Regions from separate parts of the Homo sapiens genome. Here region 1 is linked to region 2. Evidence: chromatin loops called from intact Hi-C (ENCODE). Cell type or tissue: mammary epithelial cell. All regions are shown on one strand. Each heading gives the region's core, and the rest is flanking DNA. Links, peaks and the distances in the headings are about the cores only.

Region 1 (16,213 bases), core at 4,860-12,859, 110 kb after region 2:
ATTAACTTGGATCCCTTGGTTAAGGTCAGGTTTCTGTCAGATTTTCCGGTTTCTCTGGTTTTTCTCAGGAAAGTTACTCTCTCCCTTATTTCCAATAATAATTGTCTTATGGAATGATATTTTTAGATTTCGTTAATGTCCTGTTACTCCTCACACCTTTAACCCTAGGCTTTTAAAATCTATTGATGCTTGTGTGAATCATTTATTCTTTCCTAATGGTGATTTTTAAAAGTCCATCATTTCTTCTTCATTTATTTATAGTTGACTTTCTTCCCTCAAAAAGAGCTTTCTCTTCACTCTCATTTATTTCAGTGCATATTCATGGATTCTTATATTAGTCTTAATGTGTTATCATTATGTATTTTGATGCTTAAATTATCCCAGATTTGGCCAGTAGGAGTTTCTTCAAGCTGCCTCCTGTGTCTTTTGACACATCTCCATTGTTCTTTGAACATATTCTTTCTTGTGCATGTAGAATGTTTCTCATTGCGTACCTTCTCTGCCTCAGCCCTAGAATCAGCCGGTTCTCCAAGAAACTCTGTATGAGAGTGTCTGTTTCTCCATAGCCTAGCCAAGAGTGACTTTTTTTAAAAAAAATTTTTGCCAATTCGATAGTTGAGAAATAGCATCTCAATGTAATTTAAATTTGTATTTCTTCCACTGTGAGTGGAACTGAACATCTTTAATATATCTAAGAGATATATATGTGTGTGTGTGTCTGTGTATATGAGTATATGTGAATATATATGTGTGTGTATGTATTTTCCCATGTCCTTTACCCATTTTTCTGTTGTTTCTGTCTTTAAGAGTTCTTTATGTATTATGGTTATTACTCCTTTATCTGTGATATGATGCAAATATTTTCTCCCATTTTATCTATTGCCTTATGTTTACAATGGAGTATTTTTGGCCATACAGAAATTAAAAAAAAATTATGTAGTCAAATCGATCAATCTTTCAGTCTTCCCAATTTTGAGTTGTAGTTAGCAAACCCTTTCCTACATCAAGGTTAGAGAATTCACCTTTTTTCCCCCTTCTAGTGGTAGTATGGCTTCATTGCTTTATTTAGATCCCTGATTCGTTTGGAGTTTATTTTGGTTTATGGTATGAGGTTTTCCAAATGAGGTTTTCCAGTGGCTAGCCAATTATTTTAACATTGTATTAATCCATTTTCATGCTGCTATGAAGACATCCCCTTGACTGGGTAATTTATAAAGAAAAGTTGTTTAATTGACTCACAGTTCAGCATGGCTGGGGAGGCCTCAGGAAACTTAACAGTCATGGCAGAAGAGGAAGCAAACATGTCCTTTTTCCCATGACAGCATCATGGAGATGTGCCAAACAAATGGGAGAACAGCCCCTTATAAAACCATCAGATCTCATGAGAACTCACTATCACAAGAACAGTAAGAGGGTAACCACCTGCATGATTAAATTACCTCCTACTGGGTCCTTTTCATGACACGTGAGGATTATGGGAACTACAATTCAAGATGAGATTTGGGTGGGGACACAGCCAAACCATATCAAACATCATTTATTAAATAGTTTTTGCCTTGGTGATTTTAGATGCCACCTTAATAATATACAATACTAAAACTTCATCTGCACTTGGATCTGTTTTTGAACTTTCTGTATTATTCTGTTGGTTTGTCTGTCTATTCATGTGTCAGTAAGACACTTTTCATCATGGAGGCTTTAGACTGTGATTTAATGTCTGGAAGAACTCGGCCTTCCCTCTAGTGTGTTAGTGTTTTCCTGGCTGTTACTGCACATTTATTTTTCAATACAAGGCTCAGTATCAATTGTATGTCTCCATTAAAAAAACTTGGTTTATTTATGAGGATTACATTAAATTTCTAAATTTATGATGAACTGACATTTTTATGTTAACTTGTTCTATCTGAATATAAGAGATGTCTGTGGTTAAACTCTTCATTTGTGTCTTTTTAAGAATGCTTTAAAGTTTTCCTCAGATGTGTTTTATACATTTCTTTTAAAATTTATTCTTAAGCACTCAATTTTCTTTGTGCAACTTGCTTTGTTTCCATTTAATGTATCATATATAGCTGAACAGGTCAGTACATGTTGATCTATTTCATTTTAAAAAATGGATCCATGATAAGTTATCTCTGTGTATCTATTAGTATGGGGGAATGTGAGGGTAGCATAAGTCATAATTTCTATCTTAAATAACTAAAACATAGTTTTGGAAATCAGACATGTTTATTTATGTACATTAAAAACTATAAAAAATTCCTGTGTAGGTATTTAATTCACTTCCTTGAATTGAGCCTAGAAGAAAGTGTTGAATTTAGTTTAGTGGAGAGGACCAAAAAGGACATTCTGTGTGACAATGGCATGGGCTAAAGTAGAGGCAGAGTTTCACATGTCGTGTGAGGTCAGTGAAATAACTGGCTCAGATGGTGTTTCTGTACCCAAAGATAAAGTAAGAGCAGTTATTGGACAACCTCGAGTGCCCAAAGAAAGCATTTGGATTTGTCACACTGGCAGCAGAGGCCTTCTGAACTACTAATCTATTGCAGTGTAACAAATTATCCCCAAATTTATTGGCTTAAAACATCAATCAACATTTATTATCTCTAACAATTTTTGTACGTCAGAGATTTGGGATCACATTAACAGTGTTCAGGCTTGGGGTCTCTTGCAGTGAAGTCAAGATGTTAGTCAGGGCTGGGCATGGAGGCTCATGCCTCTAGTTCCAGCACTTTGGGAGGCTGAGGCAGGAGGATTGCTCGAGCCTAGGAGTTTGAGACCAGCTTGGGCAACATAGCGAGACCCCATCTCTATTAAAAAAATAAATAATAATTTTTAAATAGATGTTAGCCAGTCTTCAGTCATCTTAAGGCTTTACTGGGGCTGGAGGATCCTCTTCCAAGATGGTGTACTCAAATGGCTGGCAAGTTGGTGTTGGTTGTTGGTGGGAGGCCTCAATTCCTCCTCTATGTGGGACTCTTCACAGGGTTGAGTGTCCTTATGACATGGCAGCTGCACTCCCCAGATCGAGCGACGCAAGAAAACAAGACAGAAGCTTCAGTGCCCTTTTTGACCACGCCTTGGAAATCATCCCCCATCACTCTCGCCATGTTCTGTTCCTTAGACACAAGCCAGTAAATTCCGCCCACATTCAAGGGAAGGGGAGCTAGGTTTCACCTTTTAAAAAGAGGTGTGTCAGAGAATCTGGGAACAGATTTTACAACCACCACACTGTCCTAAAGAGGAGTGATGGTGTAATTTTGAAAAGGAAAAAAAGTCTGGGATCCAGACAAAGATTAATCTGGTAGTAATGTCAAAGATGAATGGAAGAAAGGGAGAAACAGAGGTGGATCGTAGTGCTGCGATCTAGCAGTCAAGTGATGGATTTAGTTGGGGGCAGTGAGAGGGCAGAGGTAGGACACATGGAAGGGAGGCAGCAGAATCCCTTCCCTGTGATGGTTGAGGTTTCAATGACTGAGTATGTAGAGAAAATCAGAGCAGTGACTTTGGGGAAAGCCATGGTTTGGGATATGATTAGGAAGGGGAGCTGGATCTGTTGCATTAGAGAGAAAGAAGAGCCAGTTGAGTTCCTGCAGGAGCAAAAAAAGCAGAGTGATCAAGAGCTTCAGATGTTGCAGAATTCGCAGAGAATGATGTTTGAAATGAATGCATTTGCTTGCAAGGTTATTATAGGTGACAGCAGTTTAAGTGGAGTAGAGCAATTTTGGAAATTGGATTATAACATTTAATTCGATGATTAACTTTTTACAAAGTGCTAGAGGTGGGAGGATGAGGGGCTGGTATACCATTCACCACTCATATTTTGAGATCTTACATCTTTCTGCCTCCTGATAGTACCCCCAAGCCTCCCTGGAATGGCACTTCCACTCAGCTCTTGGATTGAGGGCAATGGAGGAGGATTTTACCTCACTCATTTTCAGGGATTCTTTTAACTGCATTGGAAATCAACTTACTTTATTATTTTTTTACTTTACATATTGCTTTTAACTATCATGTGTGCTCTCCCCTAGCCCCACTCATTTCCCTCCCTTTCCCTTCTTCCTGGTCAGTAAGCATTTAAGATCATGATCCAGTACAAAGACCTATTCTTCTCCCTTACCTCCCAACTTCAAGCATGATTCTATTATTCATATGCTTTGTTAACTGAACTTGCAGGGATGCAATTGATATATAAGAAATATAATTAAAATTGCAACCAGCAAATGTAAATACTAAATTGAAAGATTCTTGGTTTTTTAATTTTAATTTTAATTTTTTGTAGAGATGGGGTCTTGCTGTGTTGCCCAGGCTGGTCTTGAATCCCTGGCCTCAAGTTACCCTCTCGCCTCAGCCTCCCAAAGATCTGGGATTACAGGCATGAGCCACCATGCCTGGCCTTATTTAGTATTATTTTATGTTCTGTATCTGTACATAGATTTAATCTGTTTTCAAATTAGTGAAATAATTATCAATAAGATGGAGCCAAAACATGAAAATAATTTTAAAATGTCTTTATGTGACATAACACAGATTTGTGTAAGGATTTGAGGTTAAGTGGACCAAAGAATTGTGTAGTAAAACACTGACAAACCCAGAAATTAAATGCGAGTTTTCTCTGTAACATGATGTGACGATGATTATATTATTATTATTATTCCTGATAGGGTTGTTTTCCTTTTAAGAAGAAATGTTGGGTCCATTTAAGACTTAAACTAAATTACAATAGCATTAATAACTATGGTTCCAAATTAAGAGTAGTCTTTATGCTGTGAAAAAAGAACTATTGTTGATAAGTTCGTTTTAGAACAAAAAGATATGATTGTTCTCAGTAACATCATCTTTGAATAAATAGGGCAGCCTCTGATGATGTAGCCTCGTTTTGCAGTGTGCGTGGGAGGTGAGCACAGAAGAGACAAAAGGGCCAGGGGATGGTGAGAAGGAATAGCAGAAGGGAGGGACACCTGGGTGCCTTCACCGTGGATGGCACAGATCGTAAGTGACTGGAGGGGGCAGAGGCTCTGACTGTGTCAGTACTGCCATTAGGTATTCATTACATAGACATTAAGCTTTTTCTGTGTGTCTGTGGGTGTGAGAGAGGGAGACAGAAAAGAAAGGGAGTGATAATGTATATGTCTCCAGAGATCACTGTGTTGTTTACTTTTACTGTTAAAGATCTAGGGCCAGGTGCGGTGACTTACACCTGTAATCCCAGCACTTTGGGAGGCTGAGAGCAGGTGGATTGCTTGAGCCCAGGAGTTCGAGACCAGCCTGGGCAACATGGCGAAATGCTGTCTCTACAAAAAATACAAAAATTAGCTGGGTGTGGACCCAGCTACTCAGGAGGCTGAGGTGGGAAGATCGCTTGGGCCCGGGGGGTCGAGGCTGCAGTGAGCTATGATTTTGCCACTGCACTACAGTCTAGGTGACAGAGACCCTGTATCAATTAAAAAAAAAAAAAGATCTGGATATATTTGGAGATTCTGTCATGGTTCTTACTCTTGTACTTGAGCAGTTGACAAAAAGTTAATCTGGTTAATTGATACATTTTCCATTTCCTGTTTCCCACTCGTCCTATTCCCTCCTCTTTCTCTCTATGTTCTCTGAGTCTCACTTCAAACCTTGTGGGTCCTAGAAGCTTCCACCGAGTGTCTCTTCCATTTCCAGGGCCCCACACTTGCCGGGCACATTGTCCTACTGTGTGCTCCATCTCCAGAATGTCCTGGGAATCACTCTGTGTGTAGGTTTCTACAACCTGTGTTATTCGTGTCTGTTTGTGTGTTTGTTTTCGCTTCTCTGAGGGAGGAGCCAAGTCTCATCCGTGTAGCTCCACGTGTAATAAATGTGAGTCGAGTGAACGAATGAAAGATTTCCCCAAGCCTTGTAGTGGACGTGCTTGGACCATGGTGGTCCATCAGTGTGGCAGTGGAGTCCCTGAGCATTGAGGATTGGGAGACGTGTGACTAGAGAGGTAGACCACACAAGCCATGAAGCATCTAGGGGTGACTGCAAACTGAGTGAGGCAGGTCTTCTGGTCCTGTGCTGCTCCACACAGAAGGTTTCAGGGATGACTTGGAAGCAAGAAACAGGTAAATGCAGTGCTGCGTGCTAAGCGTTGCAACCTCCTGCACAAACTGCTCTGGGCGCTTCAATTAATTTGGACTGTGGGGGTTGGTCTGGGAAGACTGGCGTTTTGAGTTGAGTCTTCAAGAGCGTGCAGTTGCCCACCAAATGGAGAAGAACAAGGAGCATGTTTCAGAAGCAGCATGTACCACGCTGTAGAGGTGGGAATTGTCATTTTCTTGAGAAGTTGTAATGGAGCTTAAGGTTCAGGGGCGTTGGGAAGTGGGAAAGCAGCAGGAAATGAGATTGGAGAGGGCCATGTGTGTAATGCTGAATGACTGGCCTTTGCCCCATTGGCTGTAGGGAACCACTGGAAGTTTTAAAATCAGGGGAATGGCGGAGATTCACATTTTAGAAAAATGCCTGGCAGCAGTGTGGAAGATGGACTGGAAGGGGAAGACTAAAGAGAATGGACGAGTTAGGAGACTGCTGCAAAGTCCAGGTGAGCACGGGGAAGGGCCTGGATTAGGCCTTGACAGCGGCGATGTGGCAGAGAAGACTAAGTTGCATGTGATTTTGGGAGGCGGAATTTGCGTGACATACCAGAGCTGCAGATAACAGTTGTGGGAGGGATGGAAGAATAGAGAAGGAAGCTTTTTTTAACCTATAGCCATTGAATGGGAGAGTAGAAAGGAAACATTGAGTTTGGTTCTGGACATTTTAGAATGGGGCACCCAAATGGAGAGAACCAGCAGACGGAAACATATTCACATGTGTGTGAATGGGTGAGATTATATAAGGAGAGCTTGCTGAGCAAAACGAGAGAGGGTCATGCAGAGGACTCTGGGACACTCCAACATTTAAAGGGCACACTCGGGAAAAGAGCCATTTAAGAACAGTTTCAAAAGGAGAGATAGCCACAAGAGGTCAAGCTGAGATGAGCAGGAATACGAAGCCATTGGAACAGAGTGAGACCCTGTCTCAAACAAACAAAAACAACAACAAAACTTTTTCAAAAGAATTTGTTGTAAGATTTTTAAAAATACCAAGCACTTTTCAGTATGTGTGTGTGTAGCGGGGGTAAATATATACATAACATAAACTTTACCATTTAATCATTCTTGAGTGGTTTTTTTGGCATTAAGTACATTCACATTGTTGTGCAACCATTACCACCATACATCTCCAGAACCTTTTCACTTTCCATGATTGAAACTCTGGCTGGGCGTGGTGGCTCACGCCTGTAATCCCAGCACTTTGGGAGGCCAAGGCAGGCAGATCACGAGGTCAGGAGTTCAAGACCACCCTGACCAACATGGTGAAACCCTGTCTCTACTAAAAATATAAAAATTAGCAGGGCGTGGTGGTGCGCACCTGTAATCCCAGCTACTCAGGAGGCTGAGGCAGGAGAATCGCTTGAACCCAGGAGGTGGAGGTTGCAGTGAGCCAAGATCACGCCACCACATTCCAGTCTGGACGAGAGTGAGACTCCATCTCAAAAAAAAAAAAAAAAAATTCTGTACCCATTAAACAACTCCCCATTTCCCTCTCCTCCATCTGCTGACAACCACCATCCTACTTTCTGACTACTCTGGGAACCTCATACAAGAGGAATCATACAATATTTGTCCTTTCGTGACTGGCCTGTTTCAGCGCAACGTATTCAAAGTTCATCCATGTTGTAACCTGTCAGGATTTCCTTCAGCATCTTAAAAATATAATTTGAATATAGTTTTTTTTTTTTTTTCAAGAAACCAACTATTTACAACCATTACAAAGTCCTACGATCTGCCACATCAGTTTTACACAGGGAAGGGAATTAGAAGAAGGGAATTCACGTCAATCACAGACATCCTGTCGAGCATGTGTCAGGTGCCACATTGGTTCTAAGTGCTTCATCTAACTCATTGAATCTCCGTAACAATTCTGTGCAGTGACATTATTTTTCTCATTTTACAGCTGAATAAACTGATTTTCAGAGAGTTTATGTAGCTTGTGCAAGACCACACAGCTGGCAAATAACTGAGCCAGGATTCAAATCCTGATCTTCCCAATACCCAAGGCCATGCTCTTTTTAGGACCCTTCAGTTCTCCCTTTAGTCCTTTCTCTAATTATGTCACTCTGAAGGAGTCAAATCTCTTTGCTTTGAATTTAATGAAGTTGTGCTTTAAGGTTTTCCTGGTGTTCAGCAAATATACAAGGCTCCTCATGACATTAAACTGCTCTTATATTGTATTTAACCTTTTAAGAACAGAATCAAGCATTTGCCAAAAGTAGAGAATTAATTGTGTAACTAATTAATTCAGTTCACATAGTTATTTGTTTAATGTTGTTTGATGTGTCTGTCCAACTTAATATTTATCTGGGGTCGTTGACAGAACTACGTTGATTTGTAGGATAGGTTTCTGAAGGAAAATACTTTTTTTAAACTAAACAGTTTCTATTCTAATCACAAATAGGAAAGGAAGAAACTTTTTAAAATGAAAAATATATAACCACTCATTTTTGAGGATCTCACAAAAACAAAGTATTATGCAAGTAATCTGAAGCCAAAAGCCACAGGCTGAGATTTGCCATGCTGAAGGTTTTTTTTTTTTTTTTTTTAATCTACAAATGTTTCTTTGAATTCTTGAATGCTCTATCCTGTGCCAGTGAAAGATGTTTTTCTTTAAAGATCTTAGCAGTGACTGACATATCACTGTTTGAGCAGATGATCCTGAGAAAGTAACCAAAGCCATTTACAGAACAGGCGTTTCTGTAACTTGGGCCCTTTACGGAAGTAAGCCAGTGGGCTTGCGTGTTGTTTGAAGACTGGGCTTATCTTTGTTCAGTGTTTTGCTTTGAGAGCACGACTGACTTTGAGTTTCATCTGCACTCTGTGACCAATTGTGAGACAGACCCAAAGTCTGAAGTTTGTGTTGACTTTAGAAAGTCATTCTCTGAAGCCTTTTTTTGGAATGAGTTTAAAGAAGGAAGAGTACCAAAAGCCAGGTCCAGTCTTGTAGTGGATGTTTTGGAAAGAAAGGATCATGGTTCTCTGGGACCATCAGAGTGGATCAGATTACATTCTAATGTAATGATGAAAACAAAGAACAATAAATCAGAGGGACTCTAAAACATCCTAAAATCTTCCCTCAGGCAAATAATACCAAATCTTCGAGGGTGGATAATTGTTTTCTCTCCATTTTCTTTTTTCTTTTTCCTTGCAGATTGACAGAATTAAAAATTTGACAAGCCCCATCAGTGGTTCATTTAAGTGTTTTGGTATACAGGTGATTAGAAACTATAAAATCTCTTCTGCTTTATTTTAAAGCTATTGTCTTGCTCAGACTGCGTAATTTAAAGGCAACTGTGTTAATGTCTGTGGTGAAAAATTTCTGATCCTAAAAGTCATGGACAAAAAGGGGGCATTTGCCTACCTAGTGTCAAGGAGCTTAAACTGTAATCAGAAGTCCATGCATTATTGTTTTATTCAAATGTAAAGGGAAGATGAATGCTCAAGATACCGCAAAGGATCTTCTTAAAATATGCAATTTGTGTGACTCTTGCTGAGTCAGATGAGTGGGTGATGCTGGGCAGAGCTGTAGAAGAAAACTGACTTTCAGCAAGGAATAAGAATCCATGCTAAACAGTACAGAAGTGAGGCTGAGAATATGCTCAAGGAGAGTGCGGTGGTTGGAATGTTTGTCCCTTCCAAAACTCACGTTCACATTTAATCCCCAGTGTGGCAGTATTGAGAGGTAGAATCTTTAAGAGGTGATTGGGTCATGAGGGCTTTGCCCTCATGAATTGATTAATCCACTCATGGATTAATGGATTAACGGGTTAGTGGATTAATGGGTTGTCATGGGAGTGGGGCTTGTGGCTCTGTAAGAAGAGAAAGAGAGAGCAACACTCAGCCCCCTCGCCATGTGATGCCCTGCACTGCCTCGGAGTTTGCAGAGACTCACGACCAGCAAGAAGGCTCTCACCAGATACCGTCTCTCAACCTTGGACTTCCCAGTATCCAGAACTGTAAGAAATAAATTTCATTTCTTTATAAGTTATCCAGTTTCAGGTATTCTATAAGCAACAGAAAATGGACTAAAACAGAGAGGGAAGCCTCTGGAAGGGGGAAGCCTGAGTGGTTAAGTGGTGAGTCCAGCAGCTGAGGAGAAAACTTTTGACCTGAAAGGACTAGATCTGGGACCCAGATGGAAAACGACTTCCTCTTTTTACCTTGGGGTTTGAGAGAGTGCTCAGCCTGGGTCTAGGAGTGGAGGTAGACCAGCCTAACAGAAAGGACTGAGTCCAAGGAATTGCTAGCCAGAGGGAAAATAAAATAAAATCATGGAAGGCTTGGGAGATGCCTTTTGATACTTTAAACCAAGCTTGTCCAACCTGTGGCCTGCAGGCCACATGTGGCCCTGGACAGCTTTGAATGCGGCCCAACACAAATTAGTAAACTGTCTTAAAACATTATGAGATTTTTTTTTTGTATGATTTTTTGTTGTTGTTGTTAGCTAATCGCTATCATTAGTGTTAGTATATTTTATGTATGGCCCAAGACAATTTTTCTTCCAGTATGGTCCCGGGAAGCCAGAAGATTGGATACCCCTGCTTTAAACCTACCATGATAATTGGATACTGTGAGATTTTTATGTGTAAAATGTAGTCCAGATGGATAGCATTTGAATTCCCAGGATACATAGCAGTAATTTTTTTGTTTTTCATAGCAGTAAATTTTTTGGTGTTTTTGAACAAACTCGAAGTCTATTATTCACTGCGGAGTACCAAGTAGGATTCTCTCATTAGCAGATAAGAGAAAGCAAAATATTGTGTCTTTACAGGAGAAAACTATGTATTCAATTAAGATAGGGTGACAAAACCCAAGTGTGAAACCTACTAGTGGGGACTGGCAGAAAGATACCCTATTTAAACAGTGTTCTGTCCTTACGTAACGTTATTCTCTAATTGGCATCTCTTAGAAAATGGCTGGATTTGGCCCACTTAGTTAAGTAGGTCCAGGAGGGGCAGAGACTTGGAGTTTATTCATTTTGGGAGGAAGCCCAGAATAGTCAATAGAACTAAAGGTATGACGATAGTGTTAGGTGCATGTCCTGTAATGTAGTTGGAATCCTAAAAACTGGGATAAGTTTGAGGTGTAGGGGTTACCCGATTACAATTTATCCCTGGTTTTTGTCTTCATTGTCTGCATTGCTGTTAGGTTTTCTGAAGCCTTGTCTTCTCTAGTTTAAATTGGAGCAGGAATTATTCTTTGATAAAAGGCAGTAGTACCTCAGCTAACTTTCTCACTCAGAATATATTTAGTCAACAGATAACTGTTGACACATACTAAATACAAGTTCATTACATACTTTTGGAGGATATAAAGATAAATCAGGCAGAGTTTATTCTTTTCTCATGTAATGGGGGTGGAGGCGATGGACCATCATTTAATGGTTGAGAACTGGGGTTCTGCAGTCAGACCCAAGCTGGTTCAGACCCTGGTGTTGCAATGTACCAGATGTATAGCCTTGGAAAAAGCTACTCAATCTCTACTAAACCTTCCAAGGCTATATATCTAGTGCATGTCAACACCAGGATATGTATAATAGTACCTATGTCATAAGGATGGCTGGAGGCCTATGAGATAATGGTTGTAAAGGGTTTAGAAGACTCCCCAGAGCATAGTGAGCCCTCTCTGAACACTGACAACACACACAAATGAACAGAGGTGCTTTATGGACCCAGGGGGTTCTGGCTTTGCTGATGTCCAGTGTTAGAGGTATGGCTTGGGGAGTTACCTATATTGGAAGCAATCACTCAGACTGTATGTCACTGGATGACTTGCCAGAGGCAAACAAGAAACAACATGGCAGACACAGAACCTTATTTTTTTATCCACAAAAGTGGACTGTATTTTTCTGTTTGCTTTGATGTTTTGTTTGTATTACTTTGTTTTTTGTTTTTGTTTTTGAGACTGAGTCTCGCTCTGTCGCACAGGCTGGAGTGCAGTGGTGTGATCTTGGCTCGTTGCAACCTCCACTTCCCGGGTTCAAGCGATTCTCCTGCCTCAGTCCCCCTAGTAGCTGGGATTACACACACTGCCACCGTGCCCGGCTAATTTTTGGAGATGGGGTTTCACCACATTGGCTAGGATGGTCTCGAATTGTTGACCTCAAGTGATCCGCCCGCCTCAGCCTCCCAAAGTGCTGGGACGCCTGGCCTGTTTGTATTACTTTGTGGTAACTCTGCCATTAGGGGAGTTGAATCAGACTCATCTGATATGAAGATGACTTAATCATTAATTATTTTAGTACACAATTATTGAGTCTGTTTTTGCACCCATTATGGGTTCCAGCACTAGATCTAGTTTATTAGCACTGAAAGTAAATTAAAGACTAAGCCATATTGGTGGTTGGCTCACAGACTTAGGAGTTTGGCTGGCTGTTAAGGATCGGAGTCTGTAATATTAGAAAGTTTTCAGGCAAAATGAAAGAAACAACCAGATAATAATTTGGTAAATAATAAAGGAGTGGTGAAGTTGGATTTCCTTAGCTGACTCTTTTGCTCAGACATTGTGGTCTCAACTTACTTATCTCTAAATATTTAAATAGATTACTGACTGGCCTGGGATGTGGTTTGTTCTTTAAAAAAAAATGTTATGTAATATTTGACCCATACAAAAGGTTATATAATTCTGTACAATTAATAGGACGTTATTAACACACTGAAGCTACCGTGTGAGGAGGTGCCTCACTCATGTACTGCATTATTATAGCTTGCTAAACATACCTTGGTTAATAAGGAACTATTTCTTGAATGTCACTTCCTTGTCTCCTGCCACGCATCTGGTGGTGGGCCCGGAGCCCTTGTTGACCAATAGGCTCAATATTTGTGAGGGAGACCTGGACAGCAGAGTAGAGGTGTGTTAGGACACGCTGGGCCCTGCCAGCATTTGTGTCTGTCACCTCTAACCACGAAGAGGATAATGACTTGAGAGAGCAGTGCCTGCTGCTGCAGCTCCTCCTTCCCAATCTCAAGTGAATACCTCTTGAATTCCTCTAGCTGTAGCCTAGAATCATGTATAGAAAAGGATTCTGGGAAATGTAGTTCCCCTTAACCAAATGCTAACAGTACAAACTGCAGTTGTGCAGTTAAGTATGTGTTTGTACTTATTTGTTATACTGGAAACAGGAGAGATATTTGTAATTATTTCTGCTTAAAAGATATCAGAATAGTTATTTACTATTCAGGTATCAGATTTGTTTAAAAATGACATTTAACTTGATTATATCATTATTTTCTTTTCCATTAAACCCTAACAATTTTTAAAGCCATGAAATAACTTAAAAAACAGAAGTAATTTAATCTTACCCTCTCCTTTGGAAAGAAAATATTCCTTTTTTAAAGTGAAAGCAAGTTTCAAAAAAAGAAAAGGAATAAAGAACGGCTACTCCATAGGCAGAGCAGCGGCCTGGTCTGCTTGACTGAGTATCCTTGCAGTTATTTCTGGATTATATGCTAAACAAGGGGTGGATTATTCATGAGTTTTCCAGGAAAGGGGTGGAGATTTCCCGGAACTGAGAGTTCCTCCCCTTTTTAGACCATATAGGGTAACTTCCGGACATTGCCTTGGGATTTGTAAACTGTCATGGCGCTGGCAGGAGCGCCTTTTAGCATGCTAATATATTATAATTAGTGTATAATGAGCAGCGGGGACGACCAGAGGTCTCTTTCATTGCCATCTTGGTTTTGGTGAGTTTTGGCCGGCTTCTTTATGGCATCCTGTGTTATCAGCAGGGTCTTTGTGACCTGTATCCTGTGCCGACCTCCTATCTCATCCTGTGACTAAGAAAATATTCTTTTAATTTGACAAATCAAGTTGGATCTCATTGTGCTAAAAAAGGTTTTTAAAAATATTATCCAATACAGTGCCATCTAGTGACAAATCATTTACTTGCTGGTTATTGAAAATAGTTGACTACAAGTTTTATGTCCTGATAAGTCAGGAACTTCACTTCTAATTGTGCAAATTCTTAAGACATATTTTAAGCGACTATTTCTAAATAAATAAAATATTTGTAAATAGAGAGCTGGAAAATATTTTCTAACCCTCAGGTTTTATACATATGTATCACAATGTGTCTTATTTAATGCCACGTGGACCCAGGAGTAAAATCAAAATCAGTGTTTTGTCTAATAAGGTGGTAATAGGATTATTTTAGAAATGTGATGTAAAGGAATGAGCATGGCTTTAAAATCAAACAGACATGAGTTTGTCTATTTGGACTTATTTTTCTTATGACTTAGCAGGTAATTACTACCTGCTTGGAAGTGCACCAAGCACTATATAGGTACTGCCTCATTACATATTCACAAAACTCTATAGGTATTTTACAAATGAGGAAACCGGCCAGGCACGGTGGCTCACGCCTGTAATCCCAGCACTTTGGGAGGCCGAGGCGGGGGAATCACGAGGTCTGGAGATCCAGACCATCCTGGCTAACACAGTGAAACCCCGTCTCTACTAAAAATACAAAAAAAAAAAAAAAAAAATTAGCCGGGTGTGGTGGCGGGCGCCTGTAGTCCCAGCTACTTGGGAGGCTGAGGCAGGAGAATGGCGTGAACCCGGGAGGCGGAGCTTGCAGTGAGCCGAGATCGCGCCACTGCACTGCAGCCTGGGCGACAGAGCAAGACTCCGTCTCAAAAAAACCAAAAAAAAAAAAAAAAAAATGCGGAAACCAAGGCAGGGCAAGGAAGTGTTATGGTGCTTACTTCATTGTTTTTTGTTGTTGTTGTTTTTTGGTTTTTTTTTGTATAGAGATGTAGTCTCACTCTGTCACCCAGGCTGGAGTGCAATGGCGTGATCTCGGCTCACTGCAACCTTCGCCTCCTGGGTTCAAGCGATTCTCATGCCTCAGCCTCCCGAGTAGCTGGGAACACAGGTGCCCGCTACTGTGCCCGGCTGATTTTTTTATTTTTATTATAGACAGGGTTTCACCATGTTGGCCAGGCTAGTCTCAAACTCCTGACCTCAAGTGATTCGCCCACCTTGGCCTCCCAAAGTGCTGAGATACCTCATTGTATTTTATTGTGTGTGTTTATGTGTTTCTGTAATAAAAGAGTGCCCCTTAACAGAGAAGGTCTTACTCAAGAATATTGTGTTTTTCCCTGCCCCTATTATAGACTGGTATGTCTGCAATTCAACTGCTGAATATTTGATTTTTTTCTTTGTCCATGAAATGAAAACACAATACCCTTGACAAGAACAATAGTACATTACATTGTTTTGATAAAATATCATTGTTTTCTCTATATTCAAGAGTGGAAAATATATGTAATTTTTTATAAAGGGTATTATACAGTGGCACAAGCACTAAACTAAGCAACTCTGGGTTCTAGTCTCTACTTGGCCACTTTTAAACTAGTGTTAATTTAACTCTAAAGTTGTACATGCACACAACCCGCATATTCCAAGAGCTTGTTAGGTACAAGGCTTGTTACAAAGACCAGCAGTCTCCCCGCTGTCACTCCTGCCCCATCCCTTGCTCTCTGAGCTCAACTCTTAGAGCGGATTGTTCTGCTTGTTTACCTCCAGCTCTCTAAACAGGCATTGCTCTATCCTCTTCTTACTTTTTCAGTGTTAGGCATTACCTTTGACCTCTCATGATAAAGGAGAATTTATCTTTTTTTTTTTTTTTTTTTTTTTTGAGATGGAGTCTTGCTCTGTACCCCAGGCTGGAGTGCAGTGGCGCCATCTCGGCTCACTGCAAGCTCCGCCTTCCAGGTTCATGCCATTCTCCTACGTCAGCCTCCCGAGTAGCTGAGATTACAGGTGCCCGCCACCGCGCCGGCTAATTTTTTTTGTATTTTTAGTAGAGACGGGGTTTCACCGTGTTAGCCAGGACGGTCTCGATCCCCTGACCTCGTGATCTGCCCGCCTCGGCCTCCCAAAGTGCTGGGATTACAGGCGTGAGGCACCGCCCCGGCCAGGAGAATTTATCTTATGCACCCCCACCCCATGTGCATAGCCCTTTTCTTTTCATTATAATTACATTTTGAATAATTCAGCATTTACATTGTTAGGACTTTGAAAACATTATTCCCAGCTGAGTTATATAATCTATGGTTGCCTTTTCTTTCCAGCACAACTTTTTGTTTTCCCTGGTG
Region 2 (16,213 bases), core at 4,392-12,391:
CTCTATATAAAAGTGGGAAAATGAAAGAGAGTTTGTGTCATTGGAAAATTTCAAGGTCAGGCTGGATGATTATCCAAGGTCAGGCTGGATGACTATCAGGCATGCTCTAGAAGAGAGCATCCATTTAAAGGAAACTTGACTAGGGAGACCTCTCAAGTTCATCTTTCAATCCTGTGTTCTTGGCCAGGTGCAGTGGTTCATGCCTGTAACCCCAGCACTTTGGGAGGCTGAGGTGGGAGTTGCTTGAGCCCAGGAGTTGGAGACCAGCCTGGGCAACATAATGAGACTCTGTCTTTACAAAATAATAATAATAATAATAATAATAATAATAATAATAATAATAATAATAAAATTTTAATTAACTGGGCATGGTGGCACGCATTTGTAGTCCCAGCTATTCAGGGGGCTGAAGTGGGAGGATTGCTCGAGCCCAAGAGGTCAAGGCTGCAGAGAGCCATGACTGTGCCACTGCACTTCAGCCTGGGCAACAAAGCGAGACCCTGTCTCAAAAAAAAATCAATCAATCAAACAATCAAGCCTGTGCTCTGAAGTTTACCCTCTAATCTTATGATAGTAATGCACTATTTTGGAAGAACAGGAGTCTCTTCTGGCCATGTTCTTCACTTTGTCTTGATTCTGAAACCTTTGTGTGTGTGCCAGCTCTGAGAATTAAACAGAGGAGGATGGGGCGTGTGGAAAAGTATTCCTAGGAGACTCGGAGCTGTCCAGCAGTCAAAGGAGCTGCACACAATGAGCTCCAGCTAATGAGACTTGTCACGGCATTTGGAACAGGGATTCAGCGAGGCCATTCTTGACCAGGGAGAGGGGTGTATATGTATACATCTATATAGAATTCTTTGCTTACCCAACCCATTCCCAATGGGGATTTTTTTTTCCTGATTTACATGTTGCTTTTCTTTTTAAATGGGGGCCAATGGGCTTCTAAATTGTATAGAGAAAAGAGCAAGTGATAATGTACAGAGCAAGCTAGAAGGAGAAGAGCTGAAGAGGACAGCAGGCAAAAATAGGACTACTACACTGTACAAGCAGCCTTTCAGCTTGTTAATTACAAGCTATTTAGCAAACACACACACATTCTATGCAAACATGCCCCATAAGTAGGTGCCACTCTATGGCAGCTTCATTATTTACATTTTGCAGTCAGCAGTCATTTTAGCACACCGTTTTGGAAAAAAAAAAATGAATGTGTCGAGTATTAGCTTACAAAGCCTTCACAGACTTTTTTGTATAATAAATAAATAAATAAGTAGATTTGGCCTAAAAAGGTTGTTCAGCCTTTTTTCCTTTGCGAGTGACAGACACATTCGCTTTGATGAATGCCCACTTGATTGACGTTCTGAAGAAAGACATAAAAATCCTTAAGCTTGTTTATATATTCTTATAAATGGTTGGATACCTAGCTGCATTTTCTTATATTGCCTTCTAAAGAGGAACCCACATTTCCACAGACATCCTGGATTTGAGAGGAGGAATGGAATATGGGGAAACATCTCATCCAGCTTCCATGTGCTATGCAATTCAGTAGTAACCCAACTTTATAGGTAAAACAACTGAATGTGGAGAGGCTAAGTGATAATTTTTAATAACTTGAAAAATTACAAATTCAAAAATAAATTTTAATAAAAAAATTACATTTAAAGTTTCTAAAAAATTTACATATTCATTGTAGAAAATTTGGGAAATATAAAAATATACACAAAAAAGAAAATTAAAATTATCCTGATGAAACTACTGGTTTTTGTTGTTGTTGTTGTTGTTTGAGATGGAGTCTAGCTCTGTCTCCAGGCTGAGTGCAGTGGTGCAATCTCGGCTCACTGCAACCTCTGCCTCTTGGGTTCAAGCGGTTCCCCTGCCTCAGCCTCCCAAGTAGCTGGGATTACAGGCACGCGCTGCCATGCTGAGCTAATTTTTGTATTTTTAGTAGAGACAGGGTTTCACCACGTTGGCCAGGCTGGTTTCAATCTCCTGACCTCATGATCCGCCCACCTCAGGCTCCCAGAGTGCTGGGATTCCAGGCGTGAGCCACCGGGCCCAGCCGAAACTACTATTAACAGTCTCCCAAACACATATGAAATATGTATGTGGTTACATATATATTTCATGCTCAAAATATTGAGGAGGAAAAAAAGGCAAAGTAAAAGAGTTGTTAGCCCATCTTTTCCAAATTGGGAACCACTGTACACATTTTTATTTTTTTTTTAGACAGTCTCACTCTGTCACCCAGGCTGGAGTGCAGTGGCACGATCTTGGCTCGTTGCAACCTCCACCTCCCAGGTTCAAGCGATTCTCCTGCCTCAGCCTCCTGAGTAGCTGGGATTACAGGCACGTGCCACCATGCCTGGCTACTTTTTGTGCTTTTAGTAGAGATGGGGTTTCACCATGTTGGCCAGGCTGGTCTCAAACTCCTGACCTCAAGTGATCCACCCGCCTCGGTCTCCCAAAATGCTGGGATTACAGCCATGAGCCACCGTGCCCGGCCCACTGTCCACATATTTTAATCACCTTCTTTAACGCGTCTCCTCTTCCCCTGAGACCAATCTGATGATAAATTGTAAATGGGGTGCCAGATCTCCTATTTGAAAAATAGCACCAGGTTTGTAGGTAATTCCTTACCTTTCTTTTCCTCAGTAGAGACCCAGGAAATTGTAAAAGAAGTATGATACTGCAAAACACCTTTGTTTTTGCGAGATAACTTTGGAGGTGCCCGTGTTGACAGCTGTAGTCAGTCACATGCTTACCAGAACAAAGAGCTCTACAAAGGGAGAAGTTAACTTTAGCTTTGAAAATCCTTTTATCCTTCATGATTTGGTGCCTTTAAATTTGTCACCTGAATGCGATATTAACATAATCGTCTGCATTTCAGCTAATGAATGCACCTGCTTCTAAGACTTTATTTTAGCAGTTTTAATGAGCTCTTCAAAAGAGTTTGCCTGGACTTACTGCACTGCTAGAGAAATAGCAGCTGTAAGCAACTAGCAACACATTCAGTATTTGAATCAAGCTCTGTGAAGTTGTTAAGCTTGAGAAGGAGTATCTATCCATCTGTTTGTGATAAGGGAAATGAAAATTGAGATGCGGCTGTGGCATTTGGAAAGAGCACTAGAGTAACTGGGTCTGGCCAAAGGTTATTCTCTGGCCGTAAGTATGGATCTCAAGCATATGGATTTAATGTATTGATTTAAGCTAAATTCTAGTTTTCTTGTCTATCTAATAATGATACCCATTTATAAGCTTGTAAGGATTAAATATCTCACCTGTTATATGCACTCATTAACATTAGATTTTTATAATTATGATGTTTATTAAGAAGATGTGACTTTACAAAGGGCCATTTGAGTCCATTCATAGGAAATACCCTGAACAGGTAAATACACAAACTCAGAAAGTAGATTGGTGGTTGCCAGGGGCTGCCGGGGGAAGTTGGAAGCAATTGCGTAATGGACATGGGGTTTCCTTTGGGTATGATCCAAATGTTTTGGAACTAGATGCAAGTGGTGGTTGTACAATGTTGTAAATATACTAAATGCCTCTGAATTGTTCACTTTAAAATAGGTAATTGTCTGGGCACAGTGGTTCATGCCTATAATCCCAGCACTTTGAGAGGCCGAGGTGGATGGCGGGGAGAGGATTGTTTGAGCCCAGGAGTTCAAGACCAGCCGGGGCAATAAAATGAGATCCTGTTTCTGGAAAAAAAAAAAAAAAAACAAAACAAAGCAAGAAAAATAAATAACCTAGGTAATTTTATGTTATGTGAATTTCACCTCAATAATTTTGAAAAAGGACAAGGTCCTGTGGCTCATGCTTATAATCCCGGCATTTTGGGAGGCTGGGGTGGGAGGGTTGCTTGAGCCCAGGAGTTTGTTACTAGCCTGAACAACATAAGGAAACCACATCTCTACAAAAAATTTAAAAATTTTTAAAATTAGCTGGGCATTGTGGGTGGGTGGTGGGGGTTGGGGAGTTGAGGCTGCCGTGAGCCATGATGGTGCCACTGAATTCCAGCCTGTCTCAAAAATAATAATTTTTAGCTGAGCGCAGTGGCTCACGCCTGTAATCCCAGCACTTTGGGAGGCTGAGAGGCCGAGGCGGGCGGATCACGAGGTCAGGAATTTGAGACCAGCCTGGCCAATATGGTGAAACCTCATCTCTACTAAAATAAACAAACAAACACAACTTGGCTCGTCATGGTGGTGCGCACCTGTAGTCCCAGCTACTCCAGGAGGCTGAGGCAGAAGAATCACTTGAACCCAGGAGGCAGAGGTTGCAGTGAGCTGAGATCGCACCACTGCACTCCAGCCTGGGCAACAGAGTGAGACTCCGTCTCAAAAAATAATAATAATAATAATTTTTAAAAATGTGACTTTAGATGGATTTAGTAAATTCCATTGGGTTGACTATAGGTTGTAAGATGGTTCCTAGATAAATAATTGCTCAACAAGACATATAGTAAGGAAAAAAACAAGCAAACTGATCGCCTTACATAAGTAATCAGAAAGACTGTTTCATTGCTGAATCATACCTTGACTCCACAGTGAAGATTTTTGCAAGGGAAAATATTAACCAATTTCTGGAGGTCCAAATCCCTAAACAATTCTGTAAGCCATTTAAATTTTGTAACTGTTATATGGAAGTTAGCATATTAGAATACTCATTTACTTCCAATATATATTTTAATACTTTTTATTATATACTCAAATTAATTCTATGCTTGTTACACTGATTTCAACATCACATTTTCATAATATCCCTCTCCTTTTCTTCATATGCTCCTGTGTGTACTTTGGGTAGTAGTAACCACCCATCCAAAACTCAAGTGAATGGAAGACAAAAAACATAGGACAAATGTTGCTTTAAAAATATACACAGCAGGCCGGGCACAGTGGCTCATGCCTGTAATCTCAGCACTTTGGGAGGCTGAGGCAGGTGGATCACGAGGTCAGGAGTTCGAGACCAGCCTGGCCAACCCGGTGAAACCCCATCTGTACTAAAAATACAAAAATTAGCAGGGCGTGGTGGTGGGTGCCTGTAGTCCCAGCTACTCAGGAGGCTGAGGCAGGAGAATTGTTTGAAACCTGGAGGTGGAGGTTGCAGTGAGCTAAGATCGTGCCATTGCACTCCAGCCTGGGCGACAGGGTGAGACTCCATCTCAAAAAATATATATAATATATATATTTATATATATGTAAATATTTATATTTATATGTGTATATATTATATATATTTATATATTGTATATTTATATATTTTATATATTTATATATTGTATATATTTTATATATTTATATATTGTATATATTATATATTTTATATATTTATATATTGTATATATTATATTTTATATATTTATATATTGTATATATTATATTTTATATATTTATATATTGTATATATTATATTTTATATATTTATATATTGTATATATTATATATTTTATATATTTATATATTGTATATATTATATTTTATATATTTATATATTGTATATATTTTATATATTTATATATTGTATATATTATATTTTATATATTTTTATATATTATACATAAGTATATATGTATATATACGTATATATATTTTTATATATATACGTATATATATAATATATATATACATATATATATAATATATATGTATATATATAATATATATATACATGTATACATATACACACACACATACACACACAGCAGGCTGGGCGCGGTGGCTCATACCTATAATCCTAGCACTTTGAGAGGCCGAGGCAGGCAGATTGCCTGAGCTTAGGAGTTCAAGACCACCCTGGGCAACATGGTGAAAACCCATCTCTACTACAATACAAAAAAAAAAAAATAGTCAGGCATGGTGGCAGCTGCCTGTAGTCCCAGCTACTTGAGAGGCTGAGGCATGAGAATTGCTTGAAGCTGGGAGGCGGAGGTTGCAGTGAGCCGAGATTGCACCACTGCACTCCAGCCTGGGAGATACAGCGAGACTCTGTCTCAAAAAAAAAAAAAAGGAAAAAAAAGGAAATATATACAGCAGATACATTACAGACCAATTGGAGGTAACACCCTGAAATGAAGATGCCACAGATTTTTATCTTTCTCTCTCCTTGTAAAATTGGTAACACGAAGGCAAGATAACTGTTAAGTAAATGGAAAATTCTTCAATTTCCTTTTTATTTTATCTCAATAAAAATGAGGCAGCTATTCTAGCTAGGGTGGAAGTAATTTATTCTCTGTACTCCTTCTCTCCTTCACATCATCCTGACCAACAGTCTTCCCTCAATATTTGGAGCTGGTTCATTGGTGTTTCACTCACACACCACAACACTGGAGAATCACTCAGAAATCAGGACCAACTTAGGAATCTTCGCCGGCTTGATGCAAGAGTTTCTCTGGAAAGGCATTGATTTCTAGAAGCCCCCAACTTGAATCTGCTGGAGTAAGCAGCCTTCTGGCAACTGCTTGCATTCCCACATCTCAAGAGATCCACTTTATCCAGACTTGCGTGGAGCATCTCTCCAGAAAACATCCAGTTCTACTTTTAGACCTTAGCTTTGTAATCTGAGCAAACAACCCCACGGGGGCTCACCTCCAGCTGCCCTTAGGCAGTGTTTTGCTACCCAAGGCGAGCTGACCTTATACTGATGAAGACCTGCTATCTATGGCCTAGCTAGTCACAGCGTGGTCCTCAGAAGGGCAGCATCAGCGTCACCTGGGAGCAGAGAGTCTCGGTCCTCACTCCAGGGCTATTGAATCAGAATCTGTAGCTCAACAAGGTTCCCAGGTGATTTGTATGCAGTTTTAGGATTAAATAGCAGTGGTCTAACAGACCTGCCTGAGTTGCTTTTTCCAGCAACAGAACTCCCCATGTCCTGGTCTGAAGTTGTTATCCATCCATTTTCCACTACCAGTCTCTACACAGATTTCTCTGCAGCGCTCCAGGGCAAGCTATCTCTATTTTGGATGAATTCCCAACCAGTGGGTCTTATAGCAATCTGCATTTCTATTATTTGGGTGGTCACACAAGTAGATAGCACAGCCTCCCACTAGCCTGAACCATACCCATTCCCCTCCAACTCATTTTGTTCTCCTTATTCCCACAGCTGTAGTGTTACAATGATCATAAATTATTGTTAAAGAAGAAAATTACCAAAAGAAAAAAAAATAGTCTCTATAAACCTGCATAGTTTAGAGCTAAAGAATATGTTAAAATTTTCCATCATGGAAATTTCCCAGCTACTGGGCTCTTTAGATTTTTTTTTTTTTTTCAGAGCTGCAAGCAAAGAATGGAAATTTCCAATTGCAGCATCGAGGGCTGCTGTTCTGCTGACTGTCTTGCTCAGCCGGGGTCATCTGCTTCTCTAAGACATCAAGGAATGCCAAGGTAGGTCTGAGAGAAAACACATACTTCCTCTGCAGGAAGGAAGGAATGTCTTTATGCTGCCTCCAACTTGTAATTAGGGGAGGGGCAGGAGAGGTGACATCCCCCTGCTCCATCCACCTGGATGTGGATTTTGTTGTTACCACCTATCAGCAGCTTATCCTACTTGACATCTTTCCAGTGGCAGCTGGCTGGCAGGTTTTTCGTTTTTTAAGAAATCCTTAAGGGGGTGGGGGATCCAGAGAGATGGAGGGAACCAACATTTTTGAGGTGTACTCTTCTAAGTAACCCACCAGGTATTTTATATATGTTATGTCATTTAACCTTGTCACACTTAGCCTTCATTACATTTAACCTTGTGACCCACCCAAGGTTAACTTCTGATTTTCTGCACTCAAATTTTGGAAGCATCATTTGTTCTTCCTAAGACAGCCCTATTGCCCCCAGCCCTCCTATAAACCAGTTATCTTCAAGCATCCTGAAGGTTTTGTTTCCACCTCCTCAATAACATCAACAGCTCCGTTCCTTTTTATTATATCTAAGTTGAAAGATATTTCCATTCACAGGTGGTCCTGATGTCTGAGTCAACGGGCGTCTAATAGTTCTCTAAATTCTGTCATGTACCTCCCCACTCACTACTGCTATTACTACAGAAGTATGGTGGCAGCTCCACGAAGTCTGAGTATAAAGGCACTGGCATCTTGCAAACAAAGCTAAGGACCCTGACTGGCTCTAGGCCTGAAAGAACATTCTCATACCTAGGCTGGGTGGGTTTGTCTGGGTGGTTTGGGAGTTTTGTGTTTTTTTTTTTGTTTGTTTTTTAATATAAAAAACTTCTAGGGGGATTCTGAAATACCGTAAGAAGCAAGAGCTATCTATGTTTACTCTCTTCTTACAGACAGCCATATCATACCAGGAAAAGAAATGCTAAGGAGGTCTTCTGACATCGCTGTTGCTATTTATACGTAACATCATTTATTGAGGCAAGTTTGGTAATAGTGAAGATTTTCTAGCAATAAATTTTAAAAAATCATTACATGGCTAGTAAGTTAAAAAAAATTCTCCCCTGTCTGTCATTTCAATCACATCCATATCCATAGGTAGTGATATGATCTTTGAATACAGTGACCAATTTTACCACCACCCAATGATAAAAGTGGAGGCAAATGGGAATCAGCCAGAATATTGTAGGTCTGTTTAGGGTTGAGCCTCAAAAGCTGATGTTTAGTTGAGTTATTGCTTACATCTGTGACAATGATTTTCCGTATCCCTTTAACCCATTAAAACTGAGTCTGATTCCCTGGTGAAATTCATCAAGTGGTATTTGAATATGGGTCTGGGTCTCATGTGATATGTACACATTTCCAACAGACTTCTTTCCACCCCTCCTCTGTATTTGTCATTAGCTAGAAGATAGTGGTCCTCTTAGCTGAAGACACTGATGATTCATATCTGTGGGTGGGGCTGAATAGACTGATGTATGATGACTCGTTCTTTCCGCTTTAGACCACAGAGATGACTTTTAAAATTTTGTGGTTGGAATACACGCTGTTTTAGATGATGATTGATTGTTTGTGATTTCAAACATGGCCTCAATTCTGTCCCTCCTGTTTCCCTGCCCCTTGCAATGTGACTTTGCAGCTCCTCCCATCAAGAGCTGGAGTCTGTTTCTACATTCCTTGAGTCTGGGCCTGCCTTTTGGCTGGCTTTGGCCACTAGAATGTAATTGAAATAATGGTGTTCCAGTTCCAAGCCTAAGCCTCAAGTGTGTGCTTCGGCTCTCCTCTGAAACCTGCCAGGGCTATGCGAACAAGTCCAGGCTAGCCGGCTGGAGGATGAGACATCCTGTGGAGTCAAGATGAGCCACTCCAGCTGAAGCCATTTTAGACCAGCCAGCTCCAAGCGAACATACCAGCTGATCACAAATGTGTGAGCAAGCCCACTGTGGTCAGCTGGGCCCAGCCCAGATCAGCAGAACCTCTCAGCCAATTCACAGACTCGAGAAATAGTAAATGGTAGCTGTTATATGCCATGCAATTTTAAGATGGTTTGTTATGAAGTAACAGGTAACTAATACAGGTGATCAATTATCTTCTTCCCCCCAACGCCCCCCATGGCTAGGAAGCTCAGAGCCAAATTCAAAAGCCAATCGTAGAAACTATGTTTATTTATTTATTCATGTTTATCACACACTTTATGGGTAACGTATGTGCAATCTTCTCTCTCCTTAATGGTGAATTTTTAAAATTCGATAACCTATTGTTTACCACATTGACTCTGAACCAACCCAATACCTTGTTTTAAATATTTAGGTGGTTGTTATTTATCAGATTAGAAGAGAAGAATCTAGAGTGAGGACTGGCAAACACTCACTTTCTTTTTCTTTTTTTTGAGACAGAGTCTCACTCTGTCACCCAGGCTGGGGTACAGTGGCACAATCTCAGCTCACTGCAACCTCCACCTCCTGGGTTCAAGCAATTTTCCTGCCTCAGCCTCCCAAGTAGCTGGGACTACAGGCATGCGCCACCATGCCTGGCTAGTTTTTTTGTGTGTACCTTTAGTAGAGACGGGGTTTCGCCATGTCAGTCAGAGTGGCCTCAAACTCCTGGACTCTGGTCTCGAAATCCTGGACTCAAGTGATCCTTCCATCTCAGCGTCCCAAAGTGCTGAGGTTACAGGCATGAGTCACCGCACCTGGCCTAGGATTGGCAAACACTTTCTGTAAAGGGCCAGCCAGTAAATATTTTAAGCTTTGCAGGCTGTATAGTCTCTGTCATAACTACCTAACTCTGCTGTTATAGCACTAAAGCAGCCATAGACAACCTGTATACAAATGAGCATGGCTGTATTCCAGTAAAACTTAATTACAGAAACAGGCGGTGGATCAGATTTGGCCCTCAGGCCATAGTTTGCTGACCTCTGCTCTAGAGCAATACGTTACTATGCAAAAACATCTTCACCTACACTACAGTCTCCTCAACTTTATTGTAATTTATCTCAGTTGTTTTGGAAAAAAAAAAAAAGACAAATGAAGTGAATTTACTTCCTCTAGCAGAGGACAAGAAGAGGCTGACTGTGCGGTAGGAAAGTATATAGCATTTGTACCAGAGCAAGTATGACACTGAACAAATCCTCTGGCCACTTCGTCCATGACTGCTTATTTAGTTCAATGCTGAAGGCCAGAATAACACAAGCAATGTCTCATTTGTTTTGTTTCATCCCACAGCTTCTAATCTCAAACACTCATTTAACAAATGCATGCTGGATGTCACAATAAGGATGGCGCTCCAGTCCTTCTTGCCTACTCGGAGTTCCCTGAATGTATTGTGCTATTTCACGCCTCTCTAACTCTGCACACAATGTTCCTTCTGCCTGGAACACACTTAGCCCTCTTCTCTTACTGGCTAACGCCTACACGCTGATCAAAACTAAGCTCAATGATACTGCCTCTTGGAAGACTTCCCTGAGTGCACTTCTACCTCCTCACCCTCAACCTTCAGCCCGCACACTCAATCTCAGCATTTATTCTACTAAACTCATAATTAAGATAGCTAATGCTTATATGGTACCAGACACTTACTATGGGCCAGGCACAGTTACATCCTGTCATTTCATTGAAGTTATTGGTATGCTTGCCTGTTTCCACAAGACAATCATACGTTCAGAAACATTTATTGAGTACTTTGCAACTGGCGTGCTAGGCAAAGTAAATAAAACAGTGACAGTAAAGTAATAAAACAGACCGTAAGCCCACTGAGGGAACCTACTGCATGTTATTTGTTTTTACCTCTCAACACCTAGCAGCGTCCAGAGCAGAGGTTTTGTTTTAATTTTTTTTTTTGACACAGGATCTAACTATCTCCCAGCCCAGAGGGCAGTGGCACGATCATGGTTCTCTGCAGCCGTGATCTCCTGGTCTCAAGCAATCCTCCCACGTTGGCCTCCTGAGCAGCTGGGGCTACAGGCGTGTGCTACCATGCCCAGCTCATTTTTAAAATTATTTTGTATAGAGACAGTATCTTGCTATGTTGCCCAGGCTGGTCTTGAACTCCTGGCCTCAAGCAATCTTCCCACTTCGGCCTCCCAAAGTGCTGGGATTACTGGCGTGAGCCACCCATACCTGGTCAGAACAGAGGCTGTTTGTTTGTTTGTTTTTGAGACGGAGTCTTATTCTGTCACCCAGGCTGGAGTGCAATGACATGATTTCGGCTCATTGCAACCTCCACCTTCCGGGTGCAAGGAATTCTCCTGTCTCAGTCTCCTGATAGCTGGGATTACAGGCGCGTGCCACTATGCCCAGCTAATTTTTGTTTTTTTTAGTGAAGACGGGGTTTCACCATGTTGGCCAGGATGGTCTCAATCTCTTGACCTCATGATCTGCCCACCTCAGCCTCCCAAAGTGCTGGGATTACAGGCCTGCACCACCACCCCCGGCCCACAGATGTTTTAAATTAATATTAGAAGAACAAATGAAAATACCACTTACATGGTACAAAATACGTGCTAGGCCATGTTCTAAGCTCTTTACATCTCTAAGCCTCAAAACAACTTTATGGGGTAGCTGGTATAATTATCACCATTTCACACACGGGAATTGAAGGCATGGAGAATTTTTAGGTAATTTTCCCAAGGTCATACGGCTAGTATGTGACAGAGCTGGTTCCAGAATCTATGTTCACAACCCCTGGATGAAATGAAAGCTTGAGTGACTCAGCATAAATCCATTTCTACTCCTGGGAAAGTAATTTTTTTATTTTTTATTTTTTTTTGAGATGGAATCTTGCTCTGTCGCCCAGGCTGGAGTGCAGTGGTGCGATCTCGGCTCACTGCTTCCCAGGTTCAAGCGATTCTCCAGCCTCAGCCTCCCGAGTAGCTGGGATTACAGGCATGTGCCACCGTGTCTGGCTAATTTTTTTTTTTTTTGTATTTTTAGTAGAGACGAGGTTTCACCATGTTGGTCAGGCTGGTCTCGAACTTCTGACCTCAGGTGATCTGCCCACCTTGGCCTCCTAAAGTGCTGGGATTACAGGTGTGAGCCACCGTGCCGGGCCCCTAGGGAAAGTAGTTTAAAAGATGCATCTTTGAGAACATAGGTTGTCCAGTGGTACCAGTCACGTGCTTAAGGTTAGGAGTCAGAGAATTGTGTTCGCAGCTGCTCTCAAGTGCTTGATGTAAGTGAGTGATATTGGTAGTGGCATTGACAGTTCCTGCAAGGTGCAGTCTTACATTTACAGAGCATTACGGTGCATTCTGAACTCTGATCTGATTTCTCCCACCACCCTCTCCTCCTCTCGGGTGGTATGCATCAATGCTCAGGGGCAACTCCAGCAGGGTTTCTGCCAGCATGTGTCTGCCGTGTTGACTCTTTCCTGATGGCAGGCAAGTTATACAGTAGATCCATCCGTGTTGGCCTATTCCCATGGACACTTCAGCAAATTAGCATTTTGGAGAAGACTACACAGAAACATCCATAATACTGGTGAACCTGGCTGGGTGTGTGCATCTTTAAAAAAGTATTGCTGGCCGGGCATGGTGGCTCATGCCTGTGATCCCAGCACTTTGGAGGCCAAGGCGGGCAGATCACCTGAGGTCAGGAGTTCGAGACTAGCCTGGCCAATGTGGTGAAACCCTGTCTCTACTAAAATTACAAAAAGATTAGCTGGATGTAGTGGCGGGCACCTGTAATCCCAGCTACTTGGGAGGCTGAGTCAGGTGAATTGCTTGAACCCGGGAGGCGGAGGTTGCAGTAAACCGAGACCACGCCATTGCACTCCAGCCTGGGCAACAAGAACGAAACTCCATCTCAAAAAAAAAAAGTATTACTGCCAGTCATTTATGGAAGGCTTTGGAAGTCCCCATGGGGCCTTGCAAGCAACATGCCACTCAGCAGGGAAGATAAAGACAGGGAGAGACAGTGACTGGCCTGCAGCTGTTTCTAAGGACAGGCTTGCTCTGCTGAAAAAAACAAAGAACAGATATTTGGAATAGAATTTTGCATCTGAAACAAATATGGATTTGGAGAATTTTAGGTTTGAGCATTAAGACATTAGAAAATAAAGCCAGGCACAGTGGTGCACACCTATAGTCACAGCTACTAGGGAGGCGGAGTTGGGAGGATTGCTTGAGCCCAGGAGTTTGACACTGTAGTCATGCCTGTGATCATGCCTGTGAATAGTCACATAGTGAGACCCTGTCTCTAAAAAAACTAAAAAAAGAAAGAAAAGTGATCACAGAGTCCCTGCAGACCCTTGAAGTCTATGGTCTCTCTGAGTAGAGAACAAATGTGTCCATTCTCCCACCTCAAGGCAGCTTAAAAAAAAAAAGTAACTCTTCTTCTTTACTCCGTTTGCAAACTAGATAACTAGGAGGAGGTGAACAGGCAATTTCCTCGGTGGCCTCCACTGATCGTTTAGAGGATGCAACAAGGTACCAGGGCCAGGACTGGTTCCCACAAGCTTCCTGTTCTCAGTCTGAGGCACAACAGAGGCTAAAAAGAATTCAAAGATTCAAGAATTGGCTCTTAGAAGCAACCATGTGTCACCAAAGAGCTGGGCAAGATAGTGCTTGTTGGCTTTTCTCCTAGTCAAGAATTAACCATGAGACTTCTCTAGGAAAACATTGATTGCCTGGCTGGAAAACTTCAGAAACATTGAGTTGACCACTATTCTCAGGCACCTGCACATACATTTTTCAGGCCATTGGGTACAATTTATAGCATCTTATTTTCCAGTGAAAATAATCTGTTACTATATTTGTAGCCTGTTTCATACGGTTTAACACTTAATAATTCTCTGTTGTTTTTATTACGAAAACTTGCATTCTCTCATCTAGAGCAGAATCTCCCTGAGGGCAAGATTTACGCCTTCCAATTTCTTTGGACTCCTCCACAGGACCAGACAGAGAATGAAGGAGTACAATAGTGGGTGATCAAGAGGGAATGATTACAGGACAGAGTATTTGGAGACCTGGGCAGTTCCAATGCTCCCCACCCCCGTCAAGCTGAGTATAGGTCCTCAGAAAGCACTTAAGTCTCAGAGTTGCCATTTCCTCATTTTCAGATTACCTCTCTTACCTTACCGGTTGTTGGGAGGATCAAATAAGATAATGTCTGTGAAAGTATTTTGTGAACCAAGATCTGCTAGCCACTGAAATGTAAGAAGTCATCAGAAGAGGCACTTAGTAAATATCTGATTGATTTTTAATGATAAGATATTGTCTTCCCCTTTCTCCTTTACATTCAGCTCCTTTGAGGGTGTTATTTTGCAGGATTTCACTTTATATGAGTAGCAAAACCACTCCACATCCACCTGATGCTGTGTGGTAGGTCCCCTAGTGCATTTCATCTCATAATTATCTTAAAATTTGATTGACATTTAAGCAAACCAACCAAAAAAGTCACAAGGTATGCCATGGTCACGTTGATCACATAGAATTTGTCAAGATCAATGCATGTGTAACCCACTGGCATTTCAGAGCCTTTCTTGTGCTGCTGCGTCAGCCCACTAAAATTATACCCTAGGCAAAGATTATGTATATTTCTGTACTCTAGTGCATAGTTCATACATGAGAGTGGCAGATCATTGCTCTAAGCCCAGGCCAGAGAAAAAGAACATTAAAATGTGGCAGTATAATGGGGAATTTCACAAAAAGGTGACACTATAAAACAGACTCTTAAAACAACTCATTTATTTGTAAGTCTTTATTCTCTATTTGTTCTTAGCAAAGAAGACAATCTCTCTATAGTAACAGAATTCTATATGACTCATTAGAGAAATCTTTCAAACATGGTTATTCCTTAAAATGCTTCTGGAAGATATAAGGTTTGGTCTTAGGGTTTCTTCTCACTCAACTGGAGGAAAAATAGAGATGCTAAAGGATAAGCTAAATTGTATATTCCAGGGATTTGTTTATGTAAACTCCTGATTCCTCATCTAGTTCTTTGGGCCCAAATAACGTGAAAGTAAAAATAATTAGAGAGTGACAGCTTGGCTGTGGTAAGCATTGTCTTCTCTTACTGAAGCTTTTCAATTCCAGTATTTTCAAACCCTATTCCTGAAAGCTATGGGAACCTGTTTTTCCCAAATTCAATCATACAGTGTCAACTGCAGGACTGGTATCCAGGTTTGAAGCATTTTGTCAACATATTGAATCCAGACCAGTTTTGAACTCTATTAACTCTATTGATGAACATATTTATGATGGGTTTTTTTTTGGAGATGGAGTTTCACTCTGTCACCCAGGCTGGAGTGCAGTGGTGCGATCTCGGCTCACTGCAGCCTCCCCGTCCCGGGTTCCAGCAATTCTCCTTCTTCAGCTTCCCGGGTAACTGGAATTACAGGCACGCACCACCACACCCAGTTAATTTTTGTATTTTTAATAGGGATGGGGGCCGGGTGTGGTGGCTCACGCCTGTAATCTTAGCACTTTGGGAGGCCAAGGCAGGTGGATCACTTGAGGTCAGTAGTCCGAGACCAGCCTGACCAATATGGTGAAATCTCGTCTCTACTAAAAATACAAAAATTAGCTGGGCGTGGTGGCTTGCGCCTATAGTCCCAGCTACTCAGGAGGCTGAGACAGGATAATTGCTTGAACCCAGGAGGTGGAGGGTGCAGTGAGCTGAGATCGTGCCACTGGACTCCAGCCTGGGTGACAGAACGAGACTCCATCTCAAAAAAAAAAAAAAAAATAGGGATGAGGTTTCACCATGTTGGCCAGGCTGGTCTCAAACTCCTGCCTCAGCCTCTCGAGTTATTGGGACTAAATGTGTGCGCCACCAAGTCCAGTTAATTTTTTTTCTTTTTGGTAGGGATGAAGTCTCCCTGTGTTGCCCA

The links. Hi-C counts contacts between places; a loop is a spot of excess contacts. Peaks named below come from ENCODE experiments on the same cell type or tissue, not always from the same donor. Only the 100,000 strongest peaks of a DNase experiment are listed, where the experiment ranks them.
Region 1: it touches region 2 in a loop (4-fold over the local background); 2 of 110 quality-filtered maps call a loop at or near these places.

What each region holds. Positions count from the first base shown.
Region 1 is chr7:131,069,642-131,085,854 of GRCh38, reverse strand. All of the region lies in intron 2 of LINC-PINT (long intergenic non-protein coding RNA, p53 induced transcript), which reads left to right. Among named protein-coding and RNA genes, the nearest start is that of LINC-PINT, 32 kb to the left of the region's middle. RefSeq lists cis regulatory regions at 6,905, 12,038, 12,874, 15,802 and enhancers at 6,833-6,977, 11,966-12,110, 12,802-12,946, 15,730-15,874. In mammary epithelial cell, for the core only: no CTCF peak of the experiment used is centred there; a DNase peak (open chromatin) is centred at 9,614; H3K27ac peaks cover 1,963 bases.
Region 2 is chr7:131,181,516-131,197,728 of GRCh38, reverse strand. It overlaps a transcript of MKLN1 not described here. Among named protein-coding and RNA genes, the nearest start is that of LINC-PINT, 80 kb to the right of the region's middle. RefSeq lists a cis regulatory region at 1,998 and enhancers at 6,157-6,915, 8,762-8,811, 8,942-9,011, 8,625-9,125, 9,112-9,321 and 3 more. In mammary epithelial cell, for the core only: no CTCF peak of the experiment used is centred there; a DNase peak (open chromatin) is centred at 9,078; H3K27ac peaks cover 1,891 bases.